4 separate regions of the Homo sapiens genome follow, and regions 1, 3 and 4 are each linked to region 2. Evidence: chromatin loops called from intact Hi-C (ENCODE). Cell type or tissue: A673. All regions are shown on one strand. Region 1 overlaps SHANK1 (SH3 and multiple ankyrin repeat domains 1). Region 2 has its middle 5.6 kb from the start of PPIAP59. Region 3 holds the start of ACP4 (acid phosphatase 4). Region 4 overlaps LRRC4B (leucine rich repeat containing 4B).

Region 1 (8,000 bases), 220 kb before region 2:
GAGAAATCACTTGGCTGAGGTCACCCTGCTAGGAAGTGGTGGGGTCTGGATTTGAACCCAGGCTGCCAGGCTCTCAACCTCTATACCGCTCAGCTCCTGGGCAGCCTAGAGTCTGGCAAAGAATTGTTCCAATGCCTCGTATTAACGGCCACACCTGCGGCACGTGGTGGTCTCTAAAGCATCCTTCTATCCAAGAACACGTCAGCAGCCCTGCAAAGCCTATAAGCAGGGGAGACTGGCTCCACTTTCCAGATGAAGGTGGAAAAACCAAAGGGAGGTGAACCCTGATAACAGCACCACCATTTTGGGAACCCTCGCCACGGCCAAACATCTTATATCTGCCAGCTCGTCGGGGCCCTAGAAGTAGGTCCCTGCCTGTCTCTCAGTTGAGGACCCCTGGACAGATGCAGGAGGCAAAGTTAAGGCTGCTCGGCCTCACGCTCTGCACCAGGTGGCAGGAAGGACTGTGGGCTTGGACTGAGGACCTTGGGCAAGTGGCTTCACCTGTGTGAGGTTCTGTTCCTTCAACCATGCAATGGGGCCCATGACCTCCCTCCCCAGAAAGGGCCATCAGGAGTCTAATGAGACGATTTGGTGAGAAGTTCCAGCCATGCCCTGCACACGGCATCAGTGTCCCGCAGTGGGACACGGCTCACTTCACTGCCTCCTGACAGGGTCATCTGAGCTACACTCTATGGTCCTCCAAGCCTCAAGGGGTGTCCTGGGGCTCTCTGAGGTCTCCAGAGTGCATGAGATACTCCAGGTGCCCGAGAATGGTCTGCTCTCTGCTCCACATTTTCCCTGATCGCCCCCACAGCCCAGCCCAGCCCAGGCCCTGCTTCCACCCTGGGTACCTTTGATCTTCTCGCCCTTGCTCAGGGAGATCTCCCCCTCGGCTTGGGCCTGGTAGGACTTCACAGCCATGAAGGAGCGTCCGGGTACCGCTGAGTAGAGCTTCCTCCGCCTCCCGCGGCTGCCCAGGGAGCCCCCGGGGCCCCCTGAGCCCCCCGTGCCCCCGGCTGGCCCTTCCCGGGGTGTCCCGCTGGAGCTGCGTACACAGAGGGCATGAGAGGAGGGGAGGGTGGAGGGAGGGGACACCTCTGGGAGGACAGGGGTCCTTGGGTGGGGGAAGAGGACGGTGCATCAGGGGGGAGGGGGGGTTTCCCAGCACTGGCGTCCTCCAAGGAAGAGGGCATTTGGGGGCTCCCTCTGCCTGCCCGCAGCTGCCCCAACCAGCCCCCTCTCCTGCCTCCTGGCTTCCGGCTCTGCCCCCTCCCACGGTCCTGCGCGCACCGCCTGATTCAGCTTCCTGAGGCTGAGCTGGGACTGTGTCATCCCTCCGCTCACGAGCCTTCCGCGACTCCCAGCTTCCTCCTGGGTCAGGTCCAACTCCTCTGCCCGCCGTTGCCAGCCTCTCCCCCACTTCCTCGGGACACGCCTGGCTGGCCTTCGCCTCCTTCTCACCCTCCTCTAGCCAGGTGGGCTTCCTGACCCCGGAATGTCCCCCGCCCCTTCCTCATCCTCCCTCCAGAGTGACCTCTCTGTCCCCCTCAAGTCCCTGCCACCCCCCCCATCCTCTTCCTGTTCAGCTTCCCTCCACCTCACCCTGTCATTCTGTCTGTCCCCAGGGGCTGGGGCCCATGTTTCTTTGGGGTACCCTCTGCCTGGGGCCCCTGTCCTGGAGCAGACATCCAGCTAACATGTGGTGCACCGGGGGTGGAGTCGGGACAGTAGCTCCCAAGGCCTTGCTTTACCCCAAGGTGACACTAGGGACTTGGATGAGGGCCTACAGAGGAAGGCAGCTGGGCTGGCCTCGGGGGAAGCCGCCGATCTGGAGAGGGGATTTGACGGGGCTGGGGACTGTGGAGCCAGGGCTGCCTCCCCTACCTGGGCCGGCCTCGGGGCTGCCTCTTGGCGTCCTCAGGGTGCCTCCCTCGGGATGGAGAGCGGGCCCTGGCACCCCGGGGGCTGCTGGCACTTCGGAGGGTCCCGCTGCTGAGCTTGGTGGTGGGGGCCGAGGGCTGCGACTGGCCCTGGGACCCTGAGGTAGGGCCAGGGGCCCCAGAGGACGCGGCCCCCGGGGCGGAGAACACCATCCAGTCGGGCAGCGCCATGCTGGTGTCACTGTTGGCCCGCAGCAGCGCCGGGGGCACCGTCAGCCCTGTGCCTGGGGGCCCCCGTCGCCGGGCCGCGTACTTGGGGGACTCCTGGAAGGGCACTGAGAGGGCACAGTGGCGGCGGGGGGCAGATGTTAGGGGAGAAAAGGCAAGCAGGGGGCCATGCGGGGGCAAGAGATGGTGGGAGAGAGGCATGAGGGAGAAAGACAGAGATGAGAAAGGGAGGGGGGCCTGGAATTGCTCCCCCACCACCATCCAGACATTTTTGGTCCTCTAGGGTTTTCTCCATCCTATCCTGGCCCCCAAGTCAGGTCCCCCAACTCCCCCATCCCACCATGAAACCTCAACCGCCCCAGGTTCTCTGTGCAGTCCGAGCTCCCTGTCACTCACCCACATCCTGTTCTCGGTGGTTTCGGATCAGCTCCCCCAGCTCAAAATTCCCAGCAATCACTGCCACCTGGAGGGAGGGGGTAGAGGCAGGTCGGCCAGGGGGGCCCAGGCAGCAGAGAGAGGGCAGGGAACGTGGCGAGGTCCCTGGCCCGACCCAAACCTTCCACTCCGACAATGCCGCCCTCTGTCTTCTTCCAGCTCCCCCTCCACGGCCTGTCTCCTTGCTTTCCTCATTGTCCCCTTCCTTATCCACTGGGTGTCACTGTCACCCTTTCCTTAGCCCTGGAAACTCCAGCACATCCCCTGCAGCCCCAGACCTGGAAGGGGGTCTGTCCGTTGTTGTTCTTCACATCCTTGTCGGCACCTCGATACAGGAGGATCCTGGCACAGGTCTCCTGCGGGTAATGGCCAGTGGCACAGGACAAAGAGAGAGAGAAAAAATTAAGATCACCATGAGTGGATGCAGGTTCTGTGCTAAGAGCCTCAGGAATAAATACTCCACCCTAAACCCGCACCACTGAGGACAGCAGCCACCTGCCAGGTACGGACCAGGAGCACTTTAGTTTAAACGTGGCCGGCCCAAACGGAGATGCACCATGCATGCGAACTACACACTGGATTTCAAGGATATGCCATATGAAAACAAGAAAGAATTTAAATGTCTATAGCCAGGCGTGGTGGCTCAAGCCTGTAATCCTAAGACTGTGGGAGGCCAAGGCAGGAGTTCCAGACCAGCCTGGGTGACATAGTGAGACGCCCCCCGTCTCTACAAAAAAATAAACAGAAATTAGCCAGGCAGGTGGTGGGTGCCTGGAGTCCCGAATACTTGGGAGGCTGAGGTGGGAGGATCGCTTGAGCTCAGGAGTTGGAGGCTGCAGTGAGCTGAGATCAAGCCTGAGTGACAGAGCAGGGACCTGTCTCCCCCCCAGAAAAAAAAAATGTCAGGTGTGGTGACACACACCTGTAATCCCAGCACTTTGGAAGGCTGAGGTGAGTGGATCACTTGAGGCCAGGTATTTGAGCCCAGCCTGGCCAACATGGTGAAACCCCGTCTCTATCAGAAAATACAAAAATTAGCCAGGCGTGGTGGTGGGCGTGTGTAATCCCAGCTACTCAGGAGGCTGAGGTGGGAGAATCACTTGAACCCAGGAGGTGGAGGTTGCAGTGAGCCGAGATCCTGCCACTGCACTCCAGCCTGGGTGACAGAGTGAGACTCTGTCTCAAAAAAAAATAATAATTTCTGTATTGATTCTATGTTGAAATGATAATGTTTTAGATACACTGTTATAAGTAAAATATGTTGTTAAAATAAATGTCACCTAATTATTTTCCCCTTCTCTTTAACATGGCCACTAGGATATTTGAGGGCATTTAGGGTATGTGCTCATGCTATGTTCCACTGGATGTTGGGGCCGGATAATCCTTTGGTGATTCATTGGTTTGTGGAGGGTGTTCTGAGCCCTGTGGGATGTTGAGTAGCATCCCCGGTCTCTACCACTAGATGCCAGTAGCACTCCCCTCCCCAGTCATGACAACCAAAAATGTCTCTAGACATTGCCAAGTGTCCCCTGGGAGACAGAAGCTCCCAGGTTGAGAACCACAGGTCTAGACCTTACGGAGGCTTACCATGTTACGTGCCAGGCGCTTGGCACTTTAGAGGCAGAAGCTCATTGAATTGCCCAACAATTCCAGGACATGGAAATTGTCTCTATTTTACAGAGGAGGAAACTAAGGCTTTCAAAAGAGCCCAAGGTGGGCCAGGGGTGGTGGCTCACTCCTGTAATCCCAGCACTTTGGGAAGCCGAGGAGGGAGGATCGCTTGAGCCCAGGAGTTTGAGACCAGCCTGGGCAACATGGCGAAACCCCGTCTGTACAGAAAATTTTAAAAAATTAGCCTGGCTTGGTGGCACACGCCTGTAGTCCCAACTACTTGTGGGGCTGAGGTGAGAGGATCACTTGAGCCCAAGAGGTCGAGGCTGCAAAGATCCTTGTTCATGCCACTGCACTCCAGTCTGGGTGACAAAGTGAGACCCTGTCTCAAAAAAAAGGGGGGGTTGGGGGGGCTCAAGGTCACACAGCTGGTGATTATCAGCCTTGGATTCGAACCCAGATCTCTCTGACTCCAAAGTCTTCTATCTTAATCACACTTTCTGCCAGGCCCAGAAGGAAGGGGACACACATTGTGGAGGAAAGGGTGGGGGCAGGACTGGGCCAGTGGGGACAGGGATGCCTTCTACATTCAGATCAATTTCTCACCGGTGTCAATCACATGGCACCCATCATCACTTTTTGGGCTAAGCACAAAGTCCATGCCACGGCCTAGGAGGGTTAGGGTTAGCTGAGCTAACCTGAGCTGCCTGCCCTGCCACTCCCCACCCTGACCCTCACCAACTTCATCTTCTACCACCTGCCCTTGCTCCCAGGCTGCAGCCACACTGGCCACCTCCTTCCTCTGACAGCACACTAATGCCCCAGGACCTTTGCACGGCTGCTCCCTCTGCTTGGAATCCTTTCCCGCTAGATCTCAGCATAGCTTGCTTCCTCACTTCGTTCAGGCTTTTGCACAAATGCCGCCTCTTCAGAGAGGTCTTCTCTGGCCATCCTGTCTAAAAAAAAAACCCTTGTCCTCTTCCTTGCTTTATTTTTATTTATTTATTTATTTTTAAAATTTTTTTGAGATGGAGTTTCGCTCTTGTCACCCAGGCTGGAGTGCAGTGACACGATCTCGGCTCACTGCAACCTCTGCCTCCCAGGTTCAAGCGATTCTCCTGCCTCAGCCTCCCAAGTAGCTGAGATTACAGGCACCCACCACCATGTCTGGCTAATTTTTGTATTTTTAGTAGAGACAGGGTTTCCCCATGTTGTCCAGGCTGGTCTCGAACTCCCAACCTCAGGTGATCCGCCTGCCTTGGCTTCCCAAAGTGCTGGGATAACAGGCATGAGCCACCGTGCTCAACCCTTTGCTTTATTTTTTAGTACCACACTGATGTATGTGCCAGGCACTCTAAGCCAATGTTAACTCATTTTCTTCGTAACCCCGTCTCACTGAAATTCCATTTCCTGTTATTTGTCTCAGTAGTGTCTCTTCTCCTCTACACCATAAGTTGTACAGGGGCATGATTTTGCCTGTGGCACCCACCACCTGGATTAATGCTGGACCCACAGGGACTATTCGGTAGAAGGAGTGTCCTCTCCCTTTTATCTTGGCCTGGCCAAACCCAACTTGGCCTCCAGCTCAACTCTACCCCAGCGCCCTCTGATGCTAATTTAACCACCATTTCCCAAGCACCTCCTTGATCTTACCCCTTCCACATGACAAATCCACCAAGGGGTTTGTATGGGCCTATGTTACAGGACAGGTTCAGAGAGGGCAGATGCTACGCCCAGGGCCACACAACCAGTTAGTGGAGCAGTTAGGATTCCAACAACCTGGCCTTCTTCTTCCTTTTTTTTTTTTTTTGAGACAGAGTCTCGCTCTGTTGCCAGGCTGGAGTGCAGTGGCGTGATCTCGGCTCACTGCAGCCTCCACCTTTTGGGCTCAAGCAATCCTCCTGTGCACCTGGCCTTCTGATCCTATGGTTCACCTATCTCCTATGAATGGACGACTCTGACTGCCAAAGTCACACATCGGGCAGCAGAGTTAGCCCAGTGTGTGTTCTGGGTGTGTTTGGGAGTGTGTGTGTGCATGTGAGTCTGTGTATGCCCGTGCTGCTGGCCAACTAGACTGTTAACTCCTGCCATGTGTACTTTTGCGTGTTTTTCTTTTCTTTTCTTTTCTTTTCTTTTCTTTTCTTTTCTTTTCTTTTCTTTTCTTTTCTTTTCTTTTCTTTTCTTTTCTTTTCTTTTGAGATGGAGTCTCACTCTGTTACCCAGGCTGGAGTGCAATGGCGCGATCTCAGCTCACTACAACCTCTGCTTCCTGAGTTCAGGCAATTCTCTGCCTCAGCCTCCCAAGTAGCTGGGATTACAGGTGCCCGCCACCATGCCTGGCTAATTTTTGTCTTTTTAGTAGAGACAGGGTTTCACCATCTTGGCCAGACTTGTCTTGAACTCCTGACCTCGTGATCCGCCTGCTTCAGCCTCCCAAAGTGCTGGGATTACAGGTGTGAGGCACCGCGCCTGGCTTTTTGCATGTTTTCACAGCCCCAACACCCACACTGGGGGCACAGGGCCAGAGCACAGCCCCTAAGGTCACCTGCTCCTCATCCTACTCTTACAAAGCTGAGAAGGTGTGCAAGTCAGAGTTGATGGCTCCCTCCCCTGGGCACCAAGAGAAACTCGCATTTAACGGCATCCTAGCACTTATCTCATGTCGTAGCCATGATTTGCTTACACGTCTGCCTCCTCACCAGACTGTGAACTCCCACCCCCCCCAACCCCGCCCTCGCCCTCCCCAGGCCAGATGCTGTGTCTGATTCATCTCACATCCCCAAGGCCTGGTGCTGTGCACATAGTAGGTGCTCAAGGAACGTGCATGGAAAGGATGAGGATGGAGGATGTGGGGTTGAGTCAGTCAAAATTCATTTGTTCGAGTCATTCATTCATTGGTTGAGTCATTCAGTCTGTTGAAACAAGCAAACACCTGTTGAATGCTCTGAGCCAGGCACTGTGCACAGTCTTGGTGGAAATCCAAGAGGGCTGACCCCATCATTCATTCACTCATTTTCATTCATTCATTCACTCACTCAACAAAGATGGAACTAGGCCTGCTGTTTGCTGGGGTCCTGGAACAGAGCAAGTAATCAGACTCAACCCCCACCCTTGAGGTGCTCACAGCCTAGACACGGATCTGACATTCACCACCAAATGCTAGACGGGCATATCAGGAGGCCAAGGCGGCAGAGGCTGAGGAAAAACTGTCAGACTCAGCCCTGGCTCTTGGAAAGCTTAAAGCCTGGGAGGAAGACAAGGGGGGAAATGGAGGAATCAAGTTCGTATGTGTTATGCATCGGTTTGTTAAGCCCATGGCAAAGGCAAGCAAACCTATTAACCCACTTGATCCTTTTGCATGGTAGATATTTATTTATTTATTTTTTTGAGACGGAGTCTCGCTCTATCACCCAGGCTGGAGTGCAGTGGCATGATCTTGGCTCACTGCAAACTCCGCCTCCCGGGTTCACGCCATTCTCCTGTCTCAGCCTCCCGAGTAGCTGGGACTACAGGCGCCCGCCACCACGCCTGGCTAACTTTTTTTTGCATTTTTAGTAGAGACGGGATTTCAGCGTGTTAGCCAGGATGGTCTCAATCTCCTGACCTAGTGATCCGCCCGCCTCGGCCTCCCAAAGTGCTGGAATTACAGGCGTGAGCCACTGCGCCCGGCCTGCATGGTAGATATTAATTATTGACCCATTTCACAGCTGAGAAAGGAGATCAAGGAGGGGAAAATGACTTGTGCAACTGTCCCACTAAGAAAACTCTGCCTGCTGTCTAATTCTAATTTTTTTTTTTAAGGCAGGGTCTCACTCTGTCACCCAGGCTGGAGTGCAGTGGCAT
Region 2 (8,000 bases):
AAAAAAAATATCACCCCAAAACCCCACAAAAACCAAAGGAGCAGAAGTTATGATGGTGGCCTCATTAACCAAGGGCCTGGGCATCCCCCATTTTTCTAGCAGCAACCAAGCTGAGTCATCAGACATCACTCTACAGAAGAAGGAGGATGGATGGGACCCCAAAGTAGCTGTGACATTTCTTGCCAGGCAGATGGGGACAGGGGCAGTGGGCCTGGAGCAGACTGAAATCAATTAAGATCTAATTGTGCAGGCCATAGTGGGCAGGTGTGGTCAAGGGACTAGCTTTTAAATTTTATTTAGGTTTTTTTTTTTTTTTTTTAGATGGAGTCTTGCCCTGTCGCCCAGGTTGGAGTGCGGTGGTATAATCTCGACTCACTGCAACCTCCACCTCCTGGATTCAAGTGATTCTCCTGCCTCAGCCTCCCGAGTAGCTGGAAATACAGGCACACGCAACCACACCTGGCTAATTTTTTTGTACTTTTAGTAGAGACGGGGTTTCGCCATGTTGGCCAGGCTGGTCTCGAACTCCTGACCTCAAGTGATCTGCCCACCTTGGCCTCCCAAAGTGCTGGGATTACAGGTGTGAACCCTCGTGCCTGGCCTTATTTAGTTTTAATTAATTTAAATGTAAACACCCACACCTGATTCAGTTATTGGGAGAGTTTTAATTAAGTATGTTTGGAACAACGTGGGTGCGTGAATCATCTTTTTCAACTCTAAACTTTCTGGGCTCTGAATGCAGATCAAATATTTCTGAAAAAACTTAGCATCCAAATTGCAATGTGCTGGGAGTGTAAGTATATACACTGGATTTCGAAGAACTGGTGTGGAATAAAGAATGTAAATTCTCTTACTGATTTTTTTTTACATTGGTTACATGTGGAAATGACAAGTTTGGATATATCAAGTTTAATATGTTACTAAGATTAATTTTACCTGTTTCTTTTTCCTTTTTAAATTTATTTATTTATTTATTTTTGCAGAAACAGGGTCTCACTAGTTGCTTAGGTTGGTCTTGAACTCCTGGGCTCAAGTGATGTGCCTGCCTCAGCCTCCCAAAATGTTGGGATTACAGGCGTCAGGCACTGCACCTGGTCCAGGTTTCTTCTTAAATGTTCCCTCCTGACCACCTGTCTAGAATGGCTCCATCTCTTTACCCTGATTTTATTGTTATCAAGTATGTAAGTCTGTATTCATTTCATTTCCCATTGCTGCCGGAGTAACTACCACACGCTTAGTGGCTTAAAACAAAAGAGATGCATTCTCTTACAATTCCAGAGGTCATAAGTCCAAAGTGTCTAAAGTGGGCTAAAGTCAAAGTGTCAGTAGAACTGATTCCTTCTGGAGGCTTCAGAGGAGGCTCTGTTTCACCCTTGTTTCCAGCTTTAAGATGTCACCTGCCTACCTTGGCTGGTGGCCGCATCCTCCATCTTCAAAGCCAACAGTCGCCTGCATCATCCTGACCTCCGCTTCATGTACTCACCCTCCTTCTCTGACTGACTCTTCTGTCTCCCTCTTATGGGTGATCAAGGTGATCTTTGTGATCACCTGGAGCCCCCTCGGGTAATCCAGGATAATCTCCTCATCTCCAGATCATCCACTTAATCCATCTGCAAAGTCTGTTCTGCCACGTGAGGTCACATATGCACGGGGTCTGGGGATTGGGACATGGACATCTTTGGAGAGGGGGTATTATTCTGTGTACTCAAAAATCGCGGCATATTCAGTGATTTGCTCGTTTATTGTGCCTGCCTCTGCTAGACCATAAGCTCCATGAGGAACAAAACATGACCCTGTCAGGGTCACCATTGTATCCCCAATGCCAGGGACGATGCCTGGCACATAGTAGTTGATCAGTAAACATTCACTGAGGACTGGCCTGGTGCGGTGGCTCACGCCTGTAATCCCAGCACTTTGGGAGGCCAAAGTGGGCAGATCATGAGGTCAGGAGATCGAGACCAGCCTGGCTGACACAGTGAAACCCCGTCTCTATCAAAAATACAAAAAATTAGCCAGGCTTGGTGGTGGGCACCTGTAGTCCCAGCTACTCAGGAGGCTGAGGCAGGAGAATGGCGTAAACCCGGGAGGCAGAGCTTGCAGTGAGCCGAGATCGTGCCACTGCACTCCAGCCTGGGCGACAGAGCGAGACTGTCTCAACAAAACAAAACAAAGCAAAACAAAACCATTCACTGAGGACAAATGTTCCAAGGACAGAAAAATTCATGCTCTTATGAACAAGTGATTTACAGTAACAGAAACCGTTTTGAAATTGGCATTGCGTTTTACACTGATTAAGAGACGGACTCTGGAATACACACTTGTCATAGTTCAAATCTCTGCTCTGCCATTCACTAGCCGGGCAACCTTAGGCAAATCGTACTTTCTCTGTGCCTCGATTCCTTATCCGTGAAATGGGGATAGTTACAGTAGTTGTCTCATAGAATGTTAGAAGGATTAAATGAATTAGTACATACAAGGCAGTTAGAACTCTGCCAGGCGCAAAGGAAGTGCTTCATAAGCGTTAGCTTTCATTGTCATTGTTAATATTATTCTGCAAATATCTGAAATGATATTTAACAAAACATGATGCAAACCCAAGCATAGGGGATTCGTTTGTAGTTCCAAATAGATTAAACATCTCAGCAACACTTTGGAAGATTCTTATTGTCTCCACCTTGAGCTCACCATGAACTCAAGGAGCGAGAGAATACAGTCCGTACAAGTTGTGAATCCTGAAAATCTGAGACAGGTCTCAGATTTTTCAGAAAGTTTATTTTGCCAAGGTTGATGACGTGTGCCCGTGACACAGCCTCAGGAGGTCCTGACGATGTGTGCCCAAGGTCAGCAGAGCACAGTTTGGTTTCGTACATTTTAGGAAGGCATGAGACATCAATCAACATATATAAAATGAACATTGGTTTGGTCTGGAAAGGTGGGACAACTCGAGCGGGGAGGGGGCTTCCGGGTCAAAGGTAGATAAGAGACAAACGGTTGCATTCTTCTGAGTTTCTGATTAGCCTCTCCAAAGAAGGCAATCAGCTGTGCATTTATTTATTTATTATTATTATTATTATTATTATTATTATTATTATTTGAGATGGAGTCTTGCTCTGTTGCCCAGCCTGGATTGCAGTGGCGTGATCTTGGCTCACTGCAACCTCCACCTCCCAGGTTCAAGTGATTCTCCTGCCTCAGCCTCCCGAGTAGCTGGGACTACAGGTGCCCGCCACTAAGCCTAGCTAATTTTTTTGTATTTTTAATAGAGACAGGGTTTCACCATGTCAGCCAGGATGGTCTCAATCTCCTGATCTTGTGATCTGCCCGCCTCAGCCTCCCGAAGTGCTGGGATTACAGGCGTGAGCCACCGCACCCCGGCCAGATATGCATTTATCTCAGTGAGTAGAGGGTGGGTTTGAATAGAATGGGAGTCTGGTGGGCTCTAAGCAGTGCCCAGCTGGACTTTTCCCTTTAGCTTAGTAATTTTGGGGGCCCCAAGATTTATTTTTCTTTCACGAACTCATTTCAAAACTGAGTCTGGATTTCATTCTCCTAGCTTGACAAATTCAGCTGCCAAATTGCTGATTAAAAGCAGATTTCCTTCTTAAAGGGGAAAGCCATGGTTTTTTTCTGAAAGGAGAGGAGAAAGCCTTATCGTTTCTGTTTCATAAAAGGAAACTTTCATGAACTGCTTCCTGGCTCCTCTGGTTATGGAGTGAAATTCATTGCAATTTCTTAGGATCTCTACCCGGGCCACCCACAGAGGGCTCTTGAACAACATGCAGGCTGCAGACACATCTGGCCTGTCTCGTAGAGTCTGGACTTTTTTGTTTGCTTGTTTGTTTGTTTGAATGGATCACGAGCATTAAAAGGTCAAGAGATTGCAAGTTTCTCTTGAAAAGGCCACGGTATCAGTCAATATCACGCCTGCATTCCCACGTGGCCATAATCCAGCATCAGCAGGTGCTGAGTGGCCACCCCGGGGGCACCCTGTGGTTTTCCTTGGCCCACACACAGTCAGCTTCCCTCATTTATACTTCCTGCCTGGCCCCAGGAGGTGGCTGAGTTTGTGACCTCGGTGGAGAAAAAAGCATGGACACACAGAGACATGGATATAAAGAGATCAGAGGGAAAGAAAGTCACAAATAACGAAACAACACCACAAAAGGAGTCATCCATCACCCTGACCATGAACATCATCATCATAGCTACTCTTGTAACGTACTTTATCTTGTGCCAGGCATTATTCTAGGCTCTTTGTAAATGTGAACTCATTTAATCTCCATGAGGTGGGAACTATTATCACCCTCACTTTATAGATTTAAACAAAGAGTCACAGAGAAGCTCCCGGGTTGTTTGCAGAAAACAGCGGGCAGGTGAGAGCGCTGGGCTGGGCACTCCCCAAGCTCGGAGCAAGTGCGCCTACAACTGTGCAATACTGCCACCTAGTGGAGCCGGAGAGACATACTCGGGGAGGACTAAAGGTTGTGGGCCCAGGGTTCTCTTGCGCCAGTCACCCTGGGCCGCAGCATCCGGCTCAGGATCCAGAAACGGGAGCAGAGGTGGCAGGAAGCAGGGCTGGCCGCCACCAGAGCTTTCCACCTGGGGACACCAAGTCATGGTCCTGACTTTGGGTCTCTCAGATGTAAAGGGAGGGGTTCAAGCGTGACATCAGGCGAGGGCTGAGTGTCTGGCCTCATGGTCGGCTTTCCTCAGCTGAGGATAGCGACATCGCATGGGTTTATGTGAAGTTTCAATGGGGACGTCCACACAACACGTTGGACACACAAGAGCCCGGCAAATGGTATCTCCAATTATTGCTATGAATACAATGAAGTCACATGGTGACCTTGGTTGCCCTTCGCCATCTCCCGCTCCGCTGTGCACCCATATAGTCAAATAACAACCATGCAGATAATAATAATAATTAACTTCTCACATAATTGAGTGGCTATAGTCATTTTTTAAAAATAGAGACAGGGTCTCACTACGTTGCCCAGGCTGGTCTTCAACTCCAGGCCTCAAACCGTCCTCCCACCTCGGCCTCCCAAGTGCTGGGATTACAGGTGAGTCACTGCACCCAGCAGATTCTTTAACTTGAGTTGTTGTACTTAATATTATAGGATAAAATCATAAGCCTGTCTTAAAAAAAAAATGGTGCAGGGCCGGGCATGGTGGCTCATACCTGTAATCCCAGCACTTTGGGAGGCAGAGGTGGGCGGATCACCTGAGGTTGGGAGTTTGAGACCAGCCTGACCAACATGGAGAAACCCTGTCTCTACTAAAAATACAAAATTATCCAGGCGTCGTGCTGCATGCCTGTAATCCCAGCTACTCCGGAGGCTGAGGCAGGAGAATTGCTTGAACCCGGGAGGCAGAGGTTGCGGTGAGCTGAGATGGTGCCACTGCACTCCAGCCTGGGCAACAAGAGTAAAACTCCATCTCAAAAAAAAAAAAAAAAAAAAAAAGTGCAGATCCCCAGCGCTCTCACCTGCCACTCTGTTGTCTGCAAACAATCAATTTCTGAATTGATTTCTTTCCCCATTTGAAAAGGAAATCAGCTTTTCTCCGCAAAATTCTCACTGGCTAGATTTGTTAGATTGGGGAAAGGTGAGAAGAAAGCAAATCTTTGTTTGGTTCCACACTTACTGAAGTGGGAGAACACTGCCGCTAATTGGTAACACATGCTAAGTGTGTGTGCTGTACCATAGTCTTAAGGGATTTGCAGGAATGAACTTGTTTATATTCCCAGCCACCCTAGGAAGTTGCTACTGTTTCTATCGCCACTATAAATAGGAAGAAACTGAGGCAAAGGGAGATTAAAGTTATTTTCTAAGTCAAGGTGCCATGGTTCACACCTTTAATCCCACCTTTAATCCTGGGAGGCGAGGAGGGAGGATTGCTTTAGTCCAGGAGTTCGAGGCCAGCCTGGGCAATATAGTGAGACCCTTTCTCTATTAAAAAAATTTTTTAAGTCATTTTCCAAGGTCACACAGTAAGGAGCAGCCAGGTTTGGACACAGGGACTCTGGCACAAGTGTGTGTGTGTAACATCATTTCTATTTAATTTTTTGAATAGAAAATATTTTCGGCCAGGCACTATGGCTCATGCCTGTAATCCCAGCATTTTGGGAGGCCAAGGTGGGTGGATCACTTGAGGCCAGGAGTTCAAAACCAGCCTGGCCAACATGGCGAAACCCTGTCTCTACTAAAAATGCAAAAGTTAGCTAGACATAGTGATGCGTGCCTGTAATCCCAGCTACTTGGGAGGCTGAGGCAGGAGAATCGCTTGAACCTACGAGGCGGAGGTTGCAGTGAGCTGAGATCGCGCCACTGGACTCCAGCCTGGGTGACAAAGTGAGACTCCATCTCAGAAAAAAAAAAAAAAAGAAGAAAATATTTTTACATGGTAAAAAAATATGTTTATAAAAAATACAGAGTGATAAACCTCCACCTAACTTTGTTCCCCAACCTGTCCTGTCTTCATCCCTCTTCAAAACACAAAAACTAGAATATGTTTTTTTGGATCATCTTCCAGGATTTTGTGGCACAGGGACAGATGCATACAAAGATGTGTTTTTATTTTTTTTTCTCTTGCCTTTAGCCACCAGGCTGGGTTTCGCACCAAGAAACGTGTCTCCCGGAGCTTAGACCACTTGGTGAATTCTCTTTCTTGTTATCAGAATTGAAGACCTGTAATGCCTGGTTAGTGTCAAGGTTTGTGAAACACTGTTTGGATAATTACACAAGTTATAAAACAATAGCTGGTGTGAAAATTACAGATGATTCATAATTACACATATGGCTGTCAAGCTTTCTGCTAGAGAGTCTTTCAGCCTGCGAGAACTCAGTGGGAGGAACTTTTTTTTTTTTCCTAAAGGGATCTCATTGCTCATTCTGCAATGATTAGAGCTGGCCAGAAAATAGACACTGGCAATACAGCAAATAAAGTCGAAGGGAAAATGCAATCAGAGAGATCTAGGAGGACGACAATATTTTTTACTGAGCACTTCCGATATGCCAGACACATTTTTATTATGACATTTTATTTTGAAACAGTTCAAAACTCACAAAAATTGCAAACTAGTGCAATAATGCCCATGTACCCTTCATCCAGATTCTCCCAATGGTAACATTTTTTATAAGGATAGTACACTGTCAAAACTAGGAAAACATCGTTGATACCATGCTGTTAACTCACATAGAGACCTTATTTGGATTTCATCATTTTTTACATCTCTCTCTCTGTCTCTCTCTCCACCCCATCCCCACCATCTGTTTGTCTCTGTTTCTCTCTGTCTCTCTTTTCATGTATCTAGTTCTTATAGCTCTATAGATAAAGGTAACCATCACCACAGTTGGGATACAGAACTACTTCATCACCATAAAGAAATTTTCAGGCTGGGCGTGGTGGCTCATGCCTGTAATCCCAGCACTTTGGGAGGCCGAGGTGGGCAGATCATCTGAGGTCAGGAGTTCGAGACCAGCCTGGCCAACATGGTGAAACCCCGTCTCTACTAAAAATACAAAAATTAGCCGGGCGTGGTGGCGCACACCTGTCATCCCAGCTACTCAGGAGGCTGAGGCAGGAGAATCGCTTGAACCCGGGAGGTGGAGTTTGCAGTGAGCCGAGATCATGCCACTGTACTCCAGCCTGGGCAACAGAGCAAGGCTCCATCTCAAAAAATAAAATAAAATAAAATAAAAAATAAAATAAAATAAGGGAAATATTTTTAAATTGCAATTTTAAAGATATTTTAAGTTCTGTGGACTATATGGTTTCTGTTATCAACCAGTCAACTCTGCTTCATCGAACAACTCATACTCAATACATACATGAATAAGCATGGCTGTGTTCCAATAAAACTTTATCTACAAAAGCAAAACAAAACAAAACAAAAGACCACCTTTGAGTTGGTCACAAACTTTGTGAAACATCATTGAGTCAGTTGCGTAAGTTATACAACAGTGACTAAGTGTGAGAACTAGTGATGACTCCCTTCA
Region 3 (8,000 bases), 130 kb before region 2:
AGACAGTGGGCTGAGCTCAGCGTCTGGGCTGGGTGGAAATGGCCGGCCTGGGGTTTTGGGGCCACCCTGCTGGACCTCTCCTGCTGCTGCTGCTGCTGGTGCTGCCACCCCGGGCCCTGCCAGAAGGACCCCTGGTGTTCGTGGCTCTGGTGAGGCGCCCCCACCCCGGCCTGCCCTTAGCTCCCCCAGGGCTAGCCCTGACCAGTCCTGTCCCCAGGTATTCCGCCATGGCGACCGGGCCCCGCTGGCCTCCTACCCCATGGACCCACACAAGGAGGTGGCCTCCACCCTGTGGCCACGAGGCCTGGGCCAGCTGACCACGGTGAGAAGCGGGTAGGCGGTGAGGGCAAGGGTGGGAGGGGTGGGGAGTGGTAGGCTGAGGCTGTTCTGTCCCCAGGAGGGGGTCCGCCAGCAGCTGGAGCTGGGCCGCTTCCTGAGGAGCCGCTACGAGGCCTTCCTGAGTCCGGAGTACCGGCGGGAGGAGGTAGGGCCATAGTGACCCCCACCTGGCCCCCTGACCTCCCACCTGTGACCTCCACTGACTACAACGCTCTCTTTGGGCCTCCACCTCTGGCCTTTGACCTCCATCAACCTGACTTGCCCTCTACCTCTAATCTCTGACCCCCGATACACTGACTAACCCACACTGACTTCTGACCCCATCTCAACCTGTCACATCTCGACCTCTGACCTCCATCAACTCTGACTTTATTTTCTGGCCTCCATCTCTGTTTTCTAAGTCCCATTGACTCCAGTCAGACCTCTGGCCTCTGACATTTGACCCCAAACTTGATTTCGATCTTTGACCCTTGTTGACGTAACTTGCCCTCTTGACCTCTAACCTTTAACCTCTACGCTTTATCAATTCTGACCTACCTTTTCTGTCTCCTCCTATGTCTTCTGACATCCCCCAGCTACAGACAGTCCTCCTAACCTCTGAAGAACATGTATTGAACTCTGACTCCAAGTCCTCCAAGCTGCCCTCCTAAACTTGACCTCTAACCTCCAGCCTCTACTGATTCTGATCTTCCTTTTTGACCCTCATTGACTCAATTGACCCCCTAAATCCAACATGGCTGTCCAGCTTAGGACGTCCAGCCCAACTGCTCCTGACATTAGCCTCTGGACCCTTGATCCCAACTTCCAACTTCGAAGGCCACATGATTCTCAGTGTCTGACCCCTACTCCAAAGTGAATCTGAGGCTTCTGATTTGCCACGACAGCTGACCTCTGTCCCCAACCACGACCCCCCGCGTGCCCTCTCTCCACCCCGCTCCAGGTGTACATCCGCAGCACGGACTTTGACCGCACGCTGGAGAGTGCCCAGGCCAACCTTGCCGGGCTGTTTCCCGAGGCTGCTCCAGGGAGCCCCGAGGCCCGCTGGAGGCCGATCCCGGTGCACACGGTGCCCGTGGCTGAGGATAAGGTCAGGGGGCTGGACCCACGTGTGGCGAGGGAGGGAGCGGGTGGAGAGAGAGGCAGCTCTGGGTCTGGCCGCCTGAGCTGGCTCCGAGAAGCAAGACTGTCCTCGAGCTGGTCTGTCCAGACCAGGGTGAGCCCCGGCCCACGCTGCTCTCCTGGATCTGGGAGAAACTGCGACAAAGACGCAGGGGCCGAGAGCCCGGGTTCCCCCGACCCGCTGTGAGACCCAAGGCAAGGCACACGGCTGTCCTCTCTGAGACTCAGTTTTCCCCAGCTGCTGAGGTTCCCCATGCGCAGCTGTCCCCGATACCACGAGCTGCTGCGGGAGGCCACCGAGGCCGCCGAGTACCAGGAGGCCCTGGAGGGCTGGACGGTGAGCAGGGCGGCGGTGGGGGGCGGGATGCAGGGGATGGGCCTGGGCTCACCCAGCCCCGCGCATCCAGGGCTTCCTGAGTCGCCTGGAGAACTTCACGGGACTGTCGCTGGTTGGAGAGCCACTGCGCAGGGCATGGAAGGTTCTGGACACCCTCATGTGCCAGGTGAGCCCTGCCCCTTCCCAGCCAAGGGTTTAAGGACACCTGTTTCCAATCCCAGCTTGCTACTCACTAGCTGTGTTCCCTCAGGCATGTAGTTAATCCTCTGTGCCTCAGTTTTCCCATCTGCACAGTGGGGATGGCAACACCGGTATCAACACCTCCCCAGGACGCTGTGAGGATTCAAATGGGTTAATCCACGCACTGTGCTTACAATAGTGCCTGGTGTACAGTGAGGGCCTTGCCAGGGTTTGAGGCTACACATTTGGCAACTCCTCCCCACAGTCCTATAATCAGAAAACCCAAAACCTGGGCAGCGGGAGCTGACCTGAAATGATGCAATGCTTTTTTTTTTTTTTTTTTTTTTGGAGACAGGATCTCACTCTGTCACCCAGGCTGGAGTGCAATGGCATTATCATAGCTCACTGCAGCCTCCATCTCCCTGGCTATAGGAATTCTCCTGCCTCAGCCTCCCAAGTAGCTGAGGCAGGCAGGGGCACACCATCATGCCTGGCTAATTAAAAAAAAATTAATTTTTTGCAGAGATGGGGTCTATGTTGCCCAGGAACTCCTGGGCTCAAACAATCCTTTCGCCTCCCCAAGAGCTGGGATTACAGGCGTGAGCCACCATACCCAGCTAGTACTCTTGCTAGTCTTTGCTCACTCCAGCTCACGGGAATGTTCTGAATCGCAGGGTGGGAGCAGTGATGTGTGTGACTAAGGGGGCTGCCCCGGCCCTTGCTGTGTGTGTTCCATGCTGTGTGGTGTCAGCACCATCAGACCTTTCTAAAGTCCAGAATGTCTGAGCTGTGAAATACCTCTGGCCCCAGGGGTTTCAGATAAAGCCTTCTGGGCTGTGTAATGACGATGTCTATTATTAACTAATAATCGCTGTTGGCTGGGTGTGGTGGCTCACACCTGTAATCCCACCACTTTGAGAGGCTGAGGTGGGCAGATCACCTGAGGTCAGGAGTTTCAGACCAGTCTGACCAACACGGTAAAACCCCGTCTCTACTAAAAATAAAAAAAAAAAATTAGCCAGGAATGGTGGCACACACTTGTAATCACAGCTACTTGGGAGGCTGAGGCAGGAGAATCACCTGAACCCGAGAGGCAAGGGTTGCAGACAGCCAAGATTGCGCTACTGCACTCCAGCCTAGGTGATGGAGCAAGGCTCCGTTTCAAAACAAAAAACAACAACAAAAAAACACTGTTATCCACATCATGATTTCCCAGCCAGATCCAGATCCGGCCCATGGGGGGACTCAGAAGAGCAGGGGGCAGCACAGGCCTGCGGGGCCAGAGGCAAACTCGAGGGCTCAGGATGGTCCATCTGTCCTGTCTCCCCACAGCAAGCCCACGGTCTTCCACTACCAGCCTGGGCCTCCCCAGATGTCCTGCGGACTCTTGCCCAGATCTCGGCTTTGGATATTGGAGCCCACGTGGGCCCACCCCGGGCAGCAGAGAAGGCCCAGCTGACAGGGGGTGAGGTGTGGGTCTGGGAGGCTGGGGTGCCTTCCTCTGGGAGAGTCTAAGCTCTTTTTTCCCATCCTCAGGGATCCTGCTGAATGCTATCCTTGCAAACTTCTCCCGGGTCCAGCGCCTGGGGCTGCCCCTCAAGATGGTCATGTACTCAGCTGTGAGTCCTTGGGAAGCAGTGCCACATGGCACTGAGGCACAGGGATGAGGGTGACAGCGATTTAGGTGAGGAAGAGCCTGTGGTCCCAGTGGATCTCAGCCCACTGCCTGGGGTAACCCGTATCTCCAAACCCTACTCTCAGGCTCTACCATTAGTCTGGAAAGAGGGAGGTGACGGTGTTATGGGAGGAAGAATTTATGAATAAATATAATTCCTTGTTTTCTTTAAGAAACTATGATTGGACTAAGCAGTCTGTCCTTCCGGAGGAGAAAGGCTGCTTAGTCCAATCATATTTTGCACCTACTTGAGCAATCTTTATTAAGTGGCCGCCTGCAAATGTTGGTACTGCCTTCAGGATGGGAGGAAGGAGTAGCTTTGGGGGGTTGGTTCTAAGAAGCCTGGGGGACATCTGGATGCGCAAGTGTAGTGCTCAGGAGAAAGGCCTCCAGAGAGAAGTGCCGTCTCAGCCCTCGGGTCCACCTGCAGCATGACAGCACCCTGCTGGCCCTCCAGGGGGCCCTGGGCCTCTATGATGGACACACCCCGCCATATGCTGCCTGCCTCGGCTTTGAGTTCCGGAAGCACCTGGGGAATCCCGCCAAAGATGGAGGGTGAGAATGGTTTGGTGCCCAGGGACATGGGTGGGACAGAACTCTCAAAGCAAGGGGTGATGTGTCAGGCAGAGGGCATGGCCAGGTGGGGAGCTGCATGGGATGATGCTGGGAGGATGACAGGTGGGAGTCAGAAGCCCTTTTCTCCAGGCTTTAAGATCAATGACAGGAGGGAGGAGGTGCCACCATGTCCTCTCTCTCCAGGAATGTCACCGTCTCCCTCTTCTACCGCAATGACTCCGCCCACCTGCCCCTGCCTCTCAGCCTCCCCGGGTGCCCGGCCCCCTGTCCACTAGGCCGCTTCTACCAGCTGACTGCCCCGGCCCGGCCTCCCGCCCATGGGGTCTCCTGCCATGGCCCCTATGAGGCTGCCATCCCCCCAGGTGACAGTCCTCTGTGTTGGGGTGGGAGTGGAGGGTTGCCAAGTCCTGGCACTCACCCCCCGCGTGTTCTCCCTGCAGCTCCAGTGGTGCCCCTGCTGGCCGGAGCTGTAGCTGTGCTGGTGGCACTCAGCTTGGGGCTGGGCCTGCTGGCCTGGAGACCAGGGTGCCTGCGGGCCTTGGGGGGCCCCGTGTGAGCCAGAAACCAGGGCTTCCCTACCCCCAGCTGACACTGGACCCCAACATGTATGCTCAGTAGCTGCTCTGGCTTCTGTGACTTACTGTGCGCCTGTGTGCATGGGGAGCGAGGGCTGTGTGGAGTCTCCGGCCTGGAAACTAGTTTGTGTGTGCATGTGTCTGTGTGACGGTGGCATGAGTGTGCATGCATACGTGTCACATGTGTGAACAGTTTCTGCACTTAGACGCGTGCACAGGTGGTCTGTACGTACATGCTGGTAAAAAACATGTCTGTGACACACATTCAAGCACAAATGTACCCATGTCTGAACAAGCAGGCATGCCTGCATGGCACTTTTCTTGTAGAGACAAGGTCTTTGTGGCCCAGGCTGGAGTACTGGCATGAGCATAGCTCACTGCAGCTTTGAACTCCTGTCTCAAGTGACCCTCCTGTTTCAGCTTCTACAGGCGTGCACAATGCCTGGTTAATTTTGTTTTCTTGGTATGTTGGCCAGGTTGGTCTCAAATTCCTGGCCTCAAGCAATCCTCCTGCCATGGCCTCCCAAAGCACTGGGATTACAGGTGTGAGCCACCACACCCAGGTGGTATGTTTATGCACCTTTCCATATGAGCACTGGAAGCAGGTAGGCTGGCTGAGGACATGGTGGACCCTGTACGTACCTCCACTTGCAGCTTGTGACAAGGCCTTACTCAGTGAGCCTCAATGTGGACCATGTGCTCTGTGGAGACCAGGCTCACAGGAGTTGGACCCTCAAGTCTGGTTATTTGGTGACCTCCATAGCTCTCAATGCAACCATGAACTTGGGTAGAGTCAGAGGGATCTGGCAGCAGACCTGAGAAAGGTGCACGATTCAAAGCCTGGTTTCCGAGGCTGTGCGCCTCTGGGCAAGTGATAGGCCCTGATGTGTCTCACTTGGCAGAACCACGACTCTAACCCAGTGGACTCCACAACTCCAAAAATTAACTTCCTAGGGACAGGTAGAGAGCAGGGAAAACCGATGACACTCTCGGCTGTGCACTGTAACTGCTACAAGTAATGTGGAGGCGCTGGCCAATACAGTAGCCATGACCATGTATGGCTATTTAAATTTAGGTTAAATAAAATGGAGTGTTCAGCTCCCAACCATCACATGGGCCACACATCCACCACTGCAATCATTTCTCAGATGCTGATGAGAGCTACTCCTCCCACACTCATGCAGCAGCAGGCGCTGTGGAGCACCTGCACGGGTGCCCTTTGAGCCCCTGGCCCCCCAAGGGGAGGCTCCCATAGTGTGGCCTAGAGCAGAGCGCCCGCCCCTCCCAGGCCTTGCCCCACACCCATGGCTGTGTGGCACTGTCTAACCAGGGAACCCGTAGGGAGCCCTGGTACAGTGGATGCTTAATAACAGCCACTTGGCCCCCATTAGATGGGGCAGTCGGAGAAAGGTTCAAAGCCATTCCCAGTGACCCAGGACCTAAAAAAGGCACAGGATCCAGAAACGCCAGGGAGTGGAAGCTGGGACAACCCTTCCTCCACACAAGGGCCACCTGCATACTGCCCTAGCCCATTTCTTCCCAGGGTGCTGAGGGCAGCCTCTCATGCAGACTCATCCCTGGGGAGTCCCCAGACCTGCCTCACTGCCCTACCCGGCATTCCCTAGAGGAGCTGGGTGGTCATGGGCCACCCCAGATGGATGCCAGGAGCCACGACCCTGGGAAGGCTGAGGAATGAACACCCCTCACACTTTCTGGCCCTGGGAGGGAGCCTGGCTTCCTTGCAGGTTCATGGAGACCCCAAGTGCCAGGTGGGGTTACCTGTGGCTGTGACCAACTCCCACCTGGTGGCAAGAGCCCACCCTTTCCCAGCAGCCTGCTGGAAGGACCTGTTCAGAGCTGGGGGCCTGCTAGTGGGCAGAGGCCTGGGTGGCTCCCCCTGGACGCAGCTCAGCAGCTGAACCCACAGAGGATGAAGCACCAGAGTTTGGAGTGTTCTGTCCGCTGTTTAACAGGGGCCCCTGTGCCCAAGGCCTCAGCTGTGAGGTCAGAACTGCTAGGGCTCAGTGAGTCCTCACAGAGCTGTCACCTGAGATTCCGGCCCCAGCACACCCTAAACCCAGACCAACACAGAAGCCACACACAGCAAAAGCAGACCCATCAGAAGGGACTGGCTGCCCACAGCACACAGCCAATGCACGCTTTCAGAGAAGGCATAGCAACAGAGACCTTAAGAGAAAACCCGTGACAGGCCAGGCATGGTGGCTCACACCTGTAATCCCAGCACTTTGGGAGGCCGAGGTGGGCGGATCACCTGAGGTCATAAGTTTGAGACCACCATGGCCAACAATGGTGAAACCTCATCTCTACTGAAAATACAAAACTAGCCAGGCGTGGTGGCAGGTGCCTGTAATCCCAGCTACTCCGGAGGCTGAGGCAGGAGAATCACCTGGACCCAGGAGGTGGCGGTTACAGTGAGCTGAGATTGCGCCATTGCACTCCAGCCTGGGCATCAAGAGCAAAACAGTCTCAAAAACACAAAACAAACCAATCCTTATAAAAACGGAGTAAAAGCTTCAAGATGCTTTTATGTCAAGGGTGTGGGGTTGCCCTGCTTGGCCTGCAGTGCTTTGGGGCCCCATGTGGTGGAGGGGTGGGCACCCATGGTACCCACCCACCCTGCTGCCTGGGCAGAAGTGCAACATGGCACACGATGCCTGGGGGATCACTCCCCCCAGGGACTCATGGTCAGTGTCCACTCACAAGGCCTGCTTCCCTCATGACATCTGGCCAGTGACACCCACAGGGGAGGTTGGGGGCAGACACCCTTCTCTTCCGGTACCCTTGAACATGGTGTCAGGGTGTGGCTAGCTCGACGGACACCGAACAGCTCCACAGGGAGGGTAGTGCCCAAGGCTTTTTGCCTCCCCTACCATGTCCCGCACTTCCTGAATGCAGCTCAAACCAGGAGCAGCTCCCCCAGGATTCTGGCCTGCTTCACCCCTGGAGCACCAGGCCAGGCGGTGTCTGTCCTTGAGAGCCAGGCCCAGGTCTCACGGTGGCGTATGGACAGCTCCTCCCCATAGGCCTGGTCACAATAGGGAAGCGGGGGTGGCTCCTCCCCTAGCCTGCAGGAAGCCCTTGGTAGCCCACTTATCCACCTTCTCCTGGGTGTGTGGCTCAGCAGCCAAGTCCTTGTGCACTGGGTTGGGTCCCAGCATGAGCCTGGTGGCCTGGCGGG
Region 4 (8,000 bases), 380 kb before region 2:
TTCTTCTCTTCTCCTCCCAAATAATGCAAAGCTGATCTCATCTCTGACTCTAAAACAAAGAGACATCCTGGTCAGCTTCCCAATAAGGTAAAAGGGGGGGAATCATAATTTGTTAACTGCCGATTATTGCCAGAGCTGTGCTAAATGCTCTGAGGTATGATCTCATTTAATCTTTGTGGAAATTCTGTCACATGGGGGTTATCAAGCACATACCCCTGCTCCCTTCATATCTGGTGGTTCATAGCTGAGAAAATGAAGGTTCAGAGAAGTAAAGTCACTTGTCCCCAGTCTCACAGGCTCCAAAGTTGCAGAACCAAGACTCAACGTCTCCTTCTCCTGAGCACAGACATGGGAGTCTCCACCACACCTACCCACCCTAAACTGAAACAGTTGGGCTGTCTGTGGGCTTCACAATGCTTTTTGAGCTGTGGGGCCCATTCATTCTTACATTACCATGTATTGTTTCGCTCATTTGACAGGTTATTTTTTGAGAGCTGCTATGTGTCAAGTGTCATACTGGGCTCTGGGGATCCAGCTGTGGACAAGACAGACAAAGCCCTGTCTTCCTAGATCCTGGCCTCAGAGAAGAAGAGAGACACTAAACAAAACAATTATGCCAACAATCATTTAACCAGCAAAGGTGTACACAGATCGTGGAGGCTGCCCTGGTTGCAGGGGGAGGCAGGCCTGGGGCCCCTCCAAGGCCTGATTTGAAACACCCTAGACCAGATCACCTCTGAAGTTGTGAGTGTCATCACCCTCATGGCCCTGACACAGAGTAGGATGGGCAAGGTGGGGATTGGTTCTTGACGCAGGTAAATCCTCCTGCCCCCTCACCCTAACATCTTTAGCCTGACGAAGATGTTGACATTTTGTCCTACAGTAGAGGACCTAGGCCTGGGGCCACCTCTGACAGCCACATAGCTGCCCACACTTCCAAGTTCCCTGGATCTTCAGCCCCCATCTGCTGAGCCCACCTCCACCTATGCTGGGCTCTGGGACAGATCTCAATGATGCAGATGTGAATCCGGCAAAGGGACGTGGCCCCCATCAATGACTGCCTTCTAACCCCGATGGGGACTTTCCTTTTATCCTGCAACTTGGCCTGTGTAGGGGGACTTTCCACTTTGGTTGTGGTAGGTAAATATTACTAAAGCTGAAAAAAATCCCACTGAGATCTGTTGGGGTTTTTAAGAAAATAAATTGTGAAGAAATTCCTTATTAAAAATGTAACTGTGGTAAGAAAACAATTAAGTGAACTGTTCATCTTAACATTATAAATTGTATTTATTTATATTTATTTATTTATTTGAGACAGAGTCTTGCTCTGTCACCAGGCTGGAGTGCAGCGATCTCAGCTCACTGCAACCTCTGCCTCCCGGGTTCAAGTGATTCTCCTGCCTCAGCCTCCCGAGTAGCTGGGATTACAGGCGCCTGCCACCACACCCAGCTAATTGTTTGTATTTTTAGTAGAGACAGGGTTTCACTGTGTTAGCCAGGATGGTCTCGATCTCCTGACCTCATGATCTGCCCGCCTTGGCCTCCCAAAGTGCTGGGATTACAGGCGTGACCCACCACGCCCGGCCTGTTTATTTATTTATTTATTTTTAAGACAGGATCTTGCTCTATTGCTCAGGCTGGAGTGCAGTGGCATGATTTCAGCTCACTGCAGCCTCCGCCTCCTGGGTTCAAGTGATTCTCCCACCTTAGCCTCCTGAGTAGCTGGGATTGCAGGTGCAAACAACCACACCAGGCTAATTTTTGTATTTTAGTAGAGACAAGGTTTCACCAAGTTGGCCGGGCTGGTCTCCAACTCCTGACCTCAGGTGATCTGCCTGCCTCTGCCTCCCAGAGTGCTGGGATTACAGACGTGAACCACTGCACTCGGCCTGTTTTTATGTTTTGAATATAATGAGTCAATCACAAAAGTTTAGCAAGCTTACTGTTGTTTGTGTGTGTGTGTTAATTTTTTTACATTCAGATTTTAAAAACCGTTATTTGTCACATCAACTGTCTTTATGATGACTTCTCATATTTCTTGCTTGTCCCTGAGACAAGGAACTTGTGCCTCCCTCTCCAACAGGGACTTCCCTGATGCCATGACTGGCAGCACTGCAGGGGCCGTTGTGGGCCCCTGATTCTCACACTGACCCGGCTCAGGCCTAGACGTCCCTGTCTCCCTCCTCCCATTCATCCTCCTGGGAGTGGCCTCCTGAGCCCTTCTGGGACCAGGCCCTGGCCTGGGTGGAAAGTCTGGCTGGATGGCTACCCGCCTCCCACCCTTCCCCACCACCAGGAGCCCAGAGAGGCATCTGAACCTGGGTGTAAACAACAAGGGGATGAGATCTATATCAGAGGCATGTGCAAGACCAAGCAAGGCAGCAGGACTTTGCCTAAGGCACCTGCGGGTGGGGTGGGAGAGTGGGGTTAAGCTGAGGCACAGGCCATGGGCCTACACCGCTTCCTGGGCAGCCTTCCCTGGCCTCCCCTCACTATGTTCAGCTCAGCAGCCCCCCGCCAGCTCGTGCACGCTGCTACTGGACTTGTTTACCTTCCTTTTTTTTTTTTTTATGATGGAGTCTCGCTCTGTCGCCCAGGCTGGAGTGCAATAGCATGATCTCAGCTCACTGCAACCTTCGCCTCCCAGGTTCAAGCGATTCTCCTGCCTCACCCTCCCGAGTATCTGGGATTACAGTAACACATCACCACACCTGGCTAATTTTTGTATTTTTAGTAGAGATGGGGTTTCACTACGTTGGTCAGGCTGGTCTCAAGCTCCTGACCTCAAGTGAGCACCCGCCTCAGCCTCCCGAAGTGCTAGGATTACAGGCGTGAGCCACTGTGCCCGGATGAGACTTGCCGACTTTCTGAACGACCTCTTTCTGCACGCAGTGTCGAGAGGGCAGGGATCTCTGTATGTCCTGCTCTCTGGGCCTCGGGTGGTGCCTGGCACACACTAGGTGCTCAATAAACAAATCAGGGCTGCACTGAATGCTGCAGATGGATTAGCCGGGGCTGTTCAGACACAGGAGGGACAGCCCATGCAGGGAGAAAGATGCACGGGTCTCAGCTCAGCTCCTAGACTCGCCACGGGGTGGTGACGAGACCACGGCATCCTTGTGAGGATTAAACTGTCTCGATATCTGTAAGCCATGGAGAAGAGCGCCTGGCACAGGGCAAGCACATCTGTCTGTGACTATTTAAAGGCAGGGCAAGTTTCTGGAAGGGTGGGAAGGAAGGGGCTGGGGTAGCTTCTGGTGCCCAGTAGAGGGTGCCCCTGAGCTTGGTGTAGCTGGGAGCGCCAGGCATACTCATCCTGATCTGAGATGGGGACAGGGTGGCTTGCAGAAAGGTGTCCCCTAGGAGGAGTTGGTGTGGCGACTCCAGCTGGGTGTGGTGGCAGGGGTGTGTGGGTACAGGCTACATCTGGGAGGCTAGGAAGAAGCTGGGGCTTCCAGATGAGCAAGGACAAGGCCAGAGCCAGGCTGGGCTGTGGGGATGTAGACTGGGACTCAGTGGCAGTTCTGAGACTGAGTCACCAGGGTGCAGCGCCAGGGATAGCTACGAATTAGGAAGCATTACGAATCGCGTTGAAAAAACCAAGTTCTGCAGCCAGCCTGCCTGGGCCGAGTCCCAGCTCCGTTACTAACCATGGGACCAGGACCGTTTGCAAGTGTCTTAACTCTCCTATGCCTCAGTTTCCTCATCTGTAACATGAGAAGAATAGGACCTACTCAGGGGGCTGTCGTGAGGCTGAAATTCACTGACCCTGTAAAGGGCTTGGAGCAATGCTGGGGGCCCGACTGACATTCTCCCGCCCACCCTCGCTGAGCTGTAGAAATAATTGGTCTATTTTCTAGACGAGAAGGCAGGCTCAGAGAGGTGACTCAACGCCTTAGCGTCATTCGTGGAGGGGAGAACGCGGGTCTTGTGCCTCTCAGGACTCGCAGGCTGCTCAACAGAGATGTGGGACTGATACTCCCACCCAGCAGCCTGTCCCGAGGCTCAGGGGCCATGTGGCTTTGCAGGACGCCAAGCAATTCTACGCCTTTGTCAATTTAACTTTAACAGGTGTGAGCCACCGCGCCCGGCCGACTGTTCTTTTCTGTAAGTGTGCTGTGAGTCATCATGAGAAAAAGTTAAGAAGAAACTGACAAAGTATGGGAAATCCTATTTGAAAAGGGTAGAAACTGAGGCTCGGAGTGGTGACAAGGATTATGTGGGCCCCGAGATGGCGCTGCTGAGGGAATGAAGAGGATAACTCAGCTGGAATGAGAGCCAGGGAGGCCGCAGTTAGACACGAAGTCTCAGCAGCCCGGGAACGGACGGCAGAGGGCGCACTGCTCCCTCCTATCCAGAGGACCTCCTGGCTGCTGGTCGCAGGCCCGCGGCTGGGGAATGTCCCAGTTGACCTCAAGAGAGGTCAGCTCCTAGATTCCCCTCTACAGATCCTCCCTTCCGCCATTTTCTTTCTTTCTTTCTTTTTTGCCTTTTTTGAGATGGAGTCTCTCTCTGTTGCCCAGGCTGGAGTGCAGTGGCACAATCTCAGCTCACTGCAACCTACCTCTGCCTCCGGGTTCAAGTGATTCTCCTGCCTCAGCCTCCTGAGTAGCTAGTACTACAGGCACGCACTACCACTCCCAGATAATTTTTGTATTTTTGGTAGAGACGGGGTTTCGCCATGTTGGCCAGGCTAGTTTCCAATTCCTGACCTCAGGTGATCCAACCGCCTCGGCCTCCCGAAGTGGTGGGATTACAGGCGCGAGCCACCGCGCCCGGCCCTCCCACCGTTTTCTTCCTTAAAGGGCTCTAACTGGGAAAAGTCTGTCCAATCAAAAGCTCCATGTTTCATGCCCCTGGAGGGATCAGCCGCCTGGAAAATGCGAACTAGTGGGTAATTTAAAAGCTATTCTTGGTATTTGCCTTGATAATGCACTATGGCCGGGGTTTTTATTTGGTTAGTTTGGGTTTTGTCTTGTTTTTTTTTTTTTTTTTTTTTTTTTTTGAGACAGAGTCTTGCTCTGCCACCTAGGCTGGAGTCCAGTGGCAAAATCACAGCTCACTGCAGCCTCTGCCTCCTGGCCTCATGCAATCTTCCCACCTCAGCCTCCCAGGGATCTGGGACTACAGGTGCGTGCCACCACACCTGGCTAATTTTTGTATTTTTAGTAGAGATGGGGTCTTGCTATGTTGCCCAGGCTGGTTTCAAACTCCTGAGCTCAAGCGATCCACCTGCCTTGGCCTCCCAAAGTGCTGGGATTACAGGTGTGAGCCACCGTGCTGGGATTACAGGTGCGAGCCACCGCACGCCGCCTTTTTTTTTTCAAGACGGATTCTTGCTTTGTCGCCAGGCTGGAGTGCAGTGGCACGATCTCGGCTCACTACCACCTCTGCATCCTGGGTTCAAGCGATTCTCCTGCCTCAGCCTCCCAAGTAGCCAGGTGCCCGCCACCACACCCGGCTAATTTTTGTATTTTTAGTAGAGACAGGGTTTCACCATGTTGGCCAGGATGGTCTCGAACTCCTGACCTTGTGATCCACCTGCCTTGGCTTCCCAAAGTGCTGGGATTACAGGCGTGAGCCACCGTGCCCGGCCAGGTTTTGTTTTTTGTTTTTGCAACAGAATTACCATCCTGTAGCTGCCCCACTTTGGCTGTCTGGGCCTGGCTTCTCCACACTGACTCTCAGGGTGGGACAGACATATATACCTTCTGAGGCACATGGCAAGCCCATGGGGGCTACAGCTTGCTGGGCGACCTTGGATAAGTCACTCAGAGCCTGTGCCTCCATTTCCACGTCCATAAGATGGGAGAAGTCATCCTGCCCTCACAGGAATAAATGGGGTTAGATGAGCGCTCCCTGACCCCCTGCTCCAGATAAATGCTTTGAAATTTTTGTTTCTTTTTCCTCATTTAGGAAAAGGTGAGCAAATTCCAGTATAGCCTTTTTTTTTTCTTTCCAGCTTGCATAGGATTTTATACTTAGTATTTTTAAAGCTTAATTTGTTCTGATTATAAAAGTTATTGGCTGGGTGTGGTGGCTCACACATGTAATCCCAGCACTTTGGGAGGCCGAGGCAGGTGGATCACAAGGTCAGGAGTTCGAGACCAGCCTGGCCAGCATGGTGAAACCCCGTCTCTACCAAAAATACAAAAATCAGCAGGGCGTGGTGGCAGGTGCCTGTAGTCCCAGCTACTCGGGAGGCTGAGGCAGGAGAATTGCTTGAACCCGAGAGGTGGAAGTTGCAGTGAACCGAGATCGCGCCACTGCACTCCAGCCTGGGGGACAGTGCGAGACTCCATCTCAAAAAAAAAAAAAAAAGTTATTAAATGCTCTCACTGAAGAAAATCTAGAGAATAAAGAAAACATAAAGAAGAAATTAAATATCCCTGTAATACTAATGCAAAGAGAAAAGACCCTGTTGACCTTCCTGGGTGTTTCTCGGTCTTTTAAAATATATTGCTTAAGTTTTAAAAGTGAATTGGAGATCCTATTCACATTCTTTGAAAGCTCAGTATTACGTTTTGAGCATTTCCCCATGTCATCCACTATTATTTGAAACTCTGTTTTAAATAGCTGCATAATATTCCATTGTAATGGGCACAGTGATTCATTGAACCCAGGGGTCCGCAACCCCTAGGCCACAGACCGGTACTGGTGGGTGGCCTGTTAGGAACCAGGCTGCACAGAAGGAGGTGAGCAGCAGGCGAGCGAGCATTACTGTCTGAGCTCTGCCTCCTATCAGATCACTGGCGGCATTACATTCTCTTTTATTTAAATTACAAAAAAATTTTTTTTTGAGACAGAGTCTTGCTCTGTTGCCTAGGCTGGAGTGCAGTGGCACGATCTCAGCACACTACAACCTCCGCCTCTCGGGTTCAAGTGATTCTCCTGCCTCCTGAGTATCTGGGATTACAGACACCTGCCACCATGCCTGGGTTATTTTTGTATTTTTAGTAGAGACAGGTTTTGCCGTGTTGGCCAGGCTGGTCTCGAACTCGTGACCTCAGGTGATCCACCCACCTCAGCCTCCCAAAGCACTGGGGTTACAGGCGTGAGGCACCACGCTCGGCCAGCATTAGATTCTCATAGGAACGTGAACCCTATTGTGAACTGTGCAGGCGAGGGATTTCGTTTACTTGCTCCTTATGAGAATCTAATGCCTGATGATCCATCACTGTCTCCCATCACCCCCAGATGGGACCATCTAGTTGCAGGAAAACAAGCTCAGGGCTCCCACTGATTCTACATTATAGTGAGTAGTATAATTATTTTATTATACATTACGATGTAATAATAATAATAGAAATAAAGTGCACCGGCCGGGCGTGGTGGCTCACGCCTGTAATCCCAGCACTTTGGGAGGCCAAAGCAGGCGGATCATGAGGTCAGGAGATCGAGACCATCCTGGCTAACATGGTGAAACCCTATCTCTACTAAAAATACAAAAAAAGTAGCCGGGCGTGCTGGTGGGTGCCTGTAGTCCCAGCTACTCGGGAGGCTGAAGCAGGAGAATGGCGTGAACCCGGGAGGCGGAGCTTGCAGTGAGCCGAGATGGCGCTACTGCACTCCAGCCTGGGCGAAAATGAGAGGCTCTGTCTCAAAAAAAAAAAGAAAAGAAAAGAAAAGAAAAATTAGCCGCTCACAGTGGGGTGTGCCTGTAATCCCAGCTACTCGGGAGGCTGAGGCAGGAGAATCGCTTGAACCTGGGAGGCGGAGGTTGCAGTGAGCCAAGATTGCACCACTGCACTCCAGCCTGGTGACAGAGTGAAGCAAGACTCTATCTCAAAAAAAAAAAAAAAAGAAAAAGAAAAAGCAATGCACCATAAATGTAATGCCAAAACCATCTCCTCGACACCCCAGTCCATGGAAAAATTATCTTCCATGAAACCAGTCCCTGGTGCCAAAAGGGTTGGGGACCGCTGATGTAACCAGTCCCTTGTCAGCAGGAGTTGAGGCTACTTCTAAACGTTGGTAGTCGGGCCATCCTTAAACACAAC

Evidence for each region. A loop is a pair of places that touch in the nucleus more often than their neighbours do. Peaks named below come from ENCODE experiments on the same cell type or tissue, not always from the same donor. Only the 100,000 strongest peaks of a DNase experiment are listed, where the experiment ranks them.
Region 1: it touches region 2 in a loop (17-fold over the local background); 16 of 110 quality-filtered maps call a loop at or near these places.
Region 3: it touches region 2 in a loop (5-fold over the local background); 22 of 110 quality-filtered maps call a loop at or near these places.
Region 4: it touches region 2 in a loop (5-fold over the local background); 21 of 110 quality-filtered maps call a loop at or near these places.

Annotation. Positions count from the first base shown.
Region 1 is chr19:50,701,613-50,709,612 of GRCh38, forward strand. It overlaps SHANK1 (SH3 and multiple ankyrin repeat domains 1), which reads right to left. Exons shown (of 24, transcript NM_016148.5): 9 at 2,825-2,902; 10 at 2,508-2,574; 11 at 1,888-2,218; 12 at 855-1,048. Among named protein-coding and RNA genes, the nearest start is that of SHANK1, 14 kb to the right of the region's middle. In A673, CTCF peaks have their summits at 2,758 (motif pointing right), 3,992 (motif pointing right) and 4,195; DNase peaks (open chromatin) are centred at 2,769 and 3,999; H3K27ac peaks cover 322 bases.
Region 2 is chr19:50,917,991-50,925,990 of GRCh38, forward strand. No RefSeq gene overlaps it. Among named protein-coding and RNA genes, the nearest start is that of PPIAP59, 5.6 kb to the right of the region's middle. In A673, CTCF peaks have their summits at 4,454 (motif pointing left) and 4,656; DNase peaks (open chromatin) are centred at 3,691 and 4,441; H3K27ac peaks cover 418 bases; H3K27me3 peaks cover 1,472 bases.
Region 3 is chr19:50,790,377-50,798,376 of GRCh38, forward strand. ACP4 (acid phosphatase 4) reads left to right here and starts at 39. Exons shown (of 11, transcript NM_033068.3): 1 at 39-149; 2 at 218-322; 3 at 398-484; 4 at 1,280-1,426; 5 at 1,697-1,795; 6 at 1,866-1,961; 7 at 3,308-3,440; 8 at 3,512-3,594; 9 at 4,081-4,205; 10 at 4,410-4,588; 11 at 4,667-4,843. The coding sequence starts at 39. The coding sequence ends at 4,782. It overlaps LOC105372439 (a long non-coding RNA gene), which reads right to left and starts at 2,922. Exons shown (of 4, transcript XR_936026.3): 1 at 2,589-2,922; 2 at 2,029-2,128. It also overlaps the pseudogene C19orf48P. RefSeq lists enhancers at 3,909-3,968, 4,059-4,188, 6,609-6,728 and silencers at 4,659-4,718, 4,969-5,028. In A673, a CTCF peak has its summit at 4,676; DNase peaks (open chromatin) are centred at 2,313, 3,915 and 4,575; H3K27ac peaks cover 916 bases.
Region 4 is chr19:50,533,582-50,541,581 of GRCh38, forward strand. All of the region lies in intron 2 of LRRC4B (leucine rich repeat containing 4B), which reads right to left. It overlaps LOC124904747 (a long non-coding RNA gene), which reads left to right. Exons shown (of 3, transcript XR_007067300.1): 3 at 480-1,250. Among named protein-coding and RNA genes, the nearest start is that of ASPDH, 24 kb to the left of the region's middle. RefSeq lists an enhancer at 1,071-1,160. In A673, a CTCF peak has its summit at 4,291 (motif pointing right); a DNase peak (open chromatin) is centred at 4,310.